Regions from separate parts of the Homo sapiens genome. Here region 1 is linked to region 2. The links are chromatin loops, found by intact Hi-C in ENCODE. Cell type or tissue: K562. All regions are shown on one strand. Region 1 overlaps PHF21A (PHD finger protein 21A). Region 2 overlaps PHF21A (PHD finger protein 21A).

Region 1 (2,500 bases), 110 kb before region 2:
ATTAATAGAAACTCAAAGTAGTACTGCTTAATCAGCGTAAAGATACCCTACATAGGAATTAGTCCTGGTCTTCACAACTTCATGTGAGTAGTGTGGGCTGACCTCATCCCCATCACCTATCCCTACTCACTCAACCACTACCAAATGCTATGCTGATAACTCAGTATTTTTTAACGCAGTTAAAAAAAAAAAGTAAGTTATTTGAGTGCTGTTCATTTTTTCTGGCATTATATTTAGAAAGACATACTAAAGGCCTTATAATCTACATTAAATAGAACTCTTGATTCCAGCTTTGAGAGTTTTAACTTGTTGCTGAGATTATTAGTGATAATTCACTGTTGTAATTTTTAAATTAAAAAATTTTGTTACACAGGTAATAAAAAGTTTTCGTTATAAAAGTTTTTAAAAAAGCCTTTCTAATCCTAGAATACACTCCTTGCATCTAAGGTGCTTTATGCTTCTTTAGATCCACGAAGTGCTAAAGCCTTGCCGTAAAATTCTAAGAATTGGACCTGGTAGAATGTAGCAGTTTATTTAAACTATAGAGTAGTCAACGTTTTTTACCAGCCAAGTTTAGTTTTTCTCATTGGTAGCATTCATAAATATGCTTTTCCTTTTGAGTGGCTCAGACCATGTCCTACAGAGTATTTTATTCTTGTTCATTCTAGTCTAATAGTGTACAGAGGGCTCAATTAATGTTATGGATGGTGAAACTGAGAGACAAGAATTTGACTAAGTTAGTGGTAGAGCCTAGTTTTCCTTTTTTATTCTAGACTCAGTCATCTTGACCAGTACTCTCTACACTTTTAAAAATTATGGTTACCAGTTAAATGTATGATAGTCTAAACTAGTGTTTTATGCATGTTGTCAAACATATAGGAAATTTGAAATTTTTAAAAGGATGAGATTTTAAAATATAAGTTGTAATAATTTCTTCCCAGTGGCTCCCTTCCTCAGGGTACCCACACCCACTTGGAGATGAGTGCTCAAGATAGGCCATTCTTCCTGCAGAAGAGGCAGCCGTGGGGACAGCTGGAGGACAGTTGGTAAAAGGTGTGGGACTTTTAAGTTGGAGTGATCTTTTGCAGCTTTTTAATTTTAAAGAAACAGCCTTTCTTTCTGTGAAAGGCTGAAGGATTCAAAGTATAGGCCTGGAGAGAGGTGAGCTTTAAAAGACAGAAATATAAACCTTACTTGTTTTCCTCAGAGTTGACCAAAAGGGAAAGGGCTGCCTGCCCTGATAGCTTCTACTCCCATTGAGATGGCAGTGCCTTTTTCTGTTGTTAGGCAGTTTATAGAACGCAGGATAGCTTGGTAAGCGTCTTCTCTGTGCCTGATGTGACGTAACATTGTGGAGTATGCAGCATGCATGTTAAGTACAAGTGGTTGTATTTGGCTTGTTGCTACAGCATTTTTGAAGATGTCTTAAAAAGCAATTATCAGTGGATGGAGTTGGATATGTGCAAATTATTGAAATCATCATATCTCGAAGACCAAACTTTGTAACTTGAATTATTCTATTTAGTATTTGTTTACTTCCCCCAACCCCCAACACCTCAGAGCAGAATTCTTTTTCTGAAAGGAACAGATGCCGTTAACTTATCAGGACTTGATACTAAAAAGCCTACAAAAATCTTTGTGCTGTTTATTTTCTTTATTTAATCTATATGCAAAACATATTGTAATTATTGCTGTTAGAGAGTTTTAAGCTGATGGTTCCCCCCCACCCTTTTGTGCTCAGGGGAGATAGATTAGGAATGCCAAATTGACAACTTGGTATAAAGAAATAATGACCATTGAAATAAAACAGGAGTTCAAATAAAAAGCAAATCAGATACAAATGTAGAATGAAAATATCTTTTAGTAAAATGTTAGCATGCTGTACTTGGAACAGATGCCACATTAATTCAAAAGAGAGCCCAGAAAATGTGGCAACTTTACGATGTCAATGGAGGGAGCTGCAATAGTTCCTGTTTTCATTGTGTCAGGTTCTCAGTACCTTTAGGTCCAGTCCTGTTCCTTGTATTTATTTTCTGTATATTACATGTTAGTATACAAATATTAAATCCGTGCCTAATACTTATATTTGTGTAATTAAATACATTGTCATGCTATTAGATATTAGTATAAAAAGCCCAATAACTTATACTGCAATAGTCATGTTTTTTGTTTTAAATACACCTATCAAGATATTCAGAATCTGAAGCAAAAATTCTCTGCATCCTTCAAGGCACATTTATGATAAGAAGGTAGTCTAAGAATTGAGTCTTTCAAAGAGGCCTAGTGCTTTTTAAATGTAAAATTTGGACAAGTTACAAAATTATGAGAATTTTGCTTTTTTCTCATTTAAATTTGTAGTTATCATTGGACATTTGTTATGATTTTTAAGTAGCTTAGACTCATTCATTCCTTTTGTGTTTTTTTTTATGGTGTTTGGGAAGAAGAAGGGGTGATGGAAGGGTACTGTACACACTGGGATATTTTCAGAGTGACATTCATT
Region 2 (2,500 bases):
GCACTAATCTACCTTTGTGCATATGGAGAGTAGCATTCCTGGCACTGCATTAAAAACTCCAGGAGAATGCATTATTAATGGAATACGTTTCTCTCTCTCTCTCTGTCTCTCAAAAAGGGAAATCATTTATGTGGCCACTGTCAAGGATGATAGGGACAGACTTAGTGCTAGTTCTTAACCAGCATATTTTTTAAGTGAGTTACTGAGCAATACATAAAGAGAAATGCTTTAGCAAGTAAATACCACATGTAGCTTGTAGACACCAATGTGATCTAATTGTAATATAGATCACTCTATAATGTGTCAACCTGTAAGCTTTACTACCTTGAGTACTAGATCCTATGTTTTTAATAGGATGCCACATTATCAAAGGTTAGAAAAACAATAATGGCTAGGCATGGTGGCTCACTTTGGGAGGCCGAGCCAGGAGGGTGACTTGAAGCCGGGGGTTTCTGACCAGCCTGGGCAATTCAGTGAGACCTCATCTCTACAGAAAACTTAAAAATTGGCTGGATTTGGTGGTGTATGCCTGTAGCTCTAGCTACTTGGGAGACTGAGGTGGGAGGATCACTTGAGCCGGGGAGTTTGAGGTTATAATGAGCTATGATCACACCACTGCACTCCAGCCTGGGTGACAGTGGAGACCCTGTGTCTAAATAAATAAATAAAAATTATTTTTTTAAAAAAAGCCATATACTGAAAATAATAATGAATTTGGGGTTTGAATATTATGAAGATTACCAGAAGGTTTTTGAATCACTTTTGATTTAAATAAGCTCCCATCATTTGTTTACTGGTTTCCAGCTTTATGTTTTTGGTTTGTTTTTGTCTACACATGTATAATTGAGCTGAATATGTGTGCCAATAAGTAACAGAGCTGCGTTCAGCTTCTGCTTAAGTCTGCAGTATTAAAGTCTTCCTTTTGTTACATGTGCTGGTCTTGCAGACTCTGTAGAGCCTTATCAAATGCAGCCAGTTGGTGCTGCTGGTATGAAAGCACAGGGGAGCTCTCATGTGGAAGGTTAATGGAGTGTAATTATAAAGAAAAATGAACTGCTCAACCACTCTATCTCACTCTACCTGCACCAAGAGTGACAAGTGCTCTGATCTTTTATAAACCCGGGAGTAGAGGTTTAACCATCTAAAATTATGACAGTATAACTGTCACACAAACATGCTGTGAAGTATAGGTATGCACCCCTGTGTAAGAATGATTCCTTCCTGTTAGGGGAGTCTCTGTTAGGACAGGAGCACCTTCAGCCACCAAGAGCAGCTGCTTGTTAAACATTGCACTTTTGTGTCACTTCTTTTCCACTGAATTTGTTCCATTTTCTTTTCCTAAAAGTGCTTTCTCCCCTATGATTAGTGGCAAAAGTGGATAGCCTGCTGATGAGTGGGTTCGTTCCACTGTATCCCATCAGACAACAAATATCCATGCTTTCTCCAAGCAAGCCTATCACACTTGCCTTAGCAGCCAACCTGAAATCAGCTGTATTCTTATAAAGGGGATGGAAATAATTGTCTCTTCTCATTCTCAACATCTAAGCAGAGTAGACTCTAGGACGCTTAGGTACAGTCTGACAATTAGGTCTTTCTCCCAGGTCTGCATATAGCACAGAGATTATACACATTTCTGTGGGCTCAAGATGGAGTTAGATTCTTACGTCCTTTGGTTGAAAATATTATCAGAAATATTTAGTAAGGAAAATGCAGCACAGAGGGACAAGGACAGAGAAATACCAGGGAGACATTCAAAGCGTGTGATGACTAGACAAACTGTTACTAGTGTGTCACGTTGCCAGTGAATATTGCAAAGTCGTCCTACTACTGGAACATCTGAAGGGTAAGCTAAGCGAGCTGGGTTGCAGAGCTGGGTTGATTTAGAGCTTTTGCCAGCTCAGCACAGAGTTGAAATAAGGTGTTGCAGAATGATGCAACAGCAAAACCCCTGACATCTTGTTCTTACAAAGCCTAAAACATAACCACTCTTGGTGAGGCTGTGCTGCCTACTGAGATAAGTAAATTCAGCATCACATACATTAGGCCTGTGGAGACTAAGCAGAAGTGATGGCTGCGTCACTTACACAGCAGTCTTACTGACTGAGCCCTGGTCTTGCCTGATACGTGGAGGAGGGGCAGCCAGGATTCCTAGTAGCAGCTCTGAAAGCAGGGAGGCTGGTTTTAAAACCTCTCTGTGTGGTTTGTAATGGTATTTCCGCAGCCCCTTTGCATATGGGTTTTGATTATCTGAGCTCTATTTCAAAAGACAAATAGCTACATAATTTTTATGGCAGTAAGATAAATCTGTTAGTGAATCAAATTTTTAAATCCAGCTTTAGTGGATGGTAAGTAAAGTTTGCTATGATTTACTTTAAAAACCCACCAGAGCCCAACACTTTACCCAGTCTAAATGTTGCCAGTGTCCATTCCATTTTTAAAATTGAAGTCATTATTCCAGAATTGAAGTTTTTGGCTTGAGGCTGTAAGGTTAGCAACAGAA

The links. Peaks named below come from ENCODE experiments on the same cell type or tissue, not always from the same donor. Only the 100,000 strongest peaks of a DNase experiment are listed, where the experiment ranks them.
Region 1: a loop joins it to region 2, with 2.2 times the contacts of the local background. A loop is called at or near these places in 4 of 110 quality-filtered maps.

What each region holds. Positions count from the first base shown.
Region 1 is chr11:46,105,542-46,108,041 of GRCh38, reverse strand. The region is part of intron 1 of PHF21A (PHD finger protein 21A); the gene reads left to right. Among named protein-coding and RNA genes, the nearest start is that of PHF21A, 15 kb to the left of the region's middle. In K562, no CTCF peak of the experiment used is centred here; DNase peaks (open chromatin) are centred at 121, 1,001 and 1,281; H3K4me3 peaks cover 539 bases.
Region 2 is chr11:45,994,116-45,996,615 of GRCh38, reverse strand. The region is part of intron 6 of PHF21A (PHD finger protein 21A); the gene reads left to right. Among named protein-coding and RNA genes, the nearest start is that of LARGE2, 73 kb to the right of the region's middle. RefSeq lists an enhancer at 1,663-2,208. In K562, a CTCF peak has its summit at 985; DNase peaks (open chromatin) are centred at 985 and 2,105; H3K4me3 peaks cover 230 bases.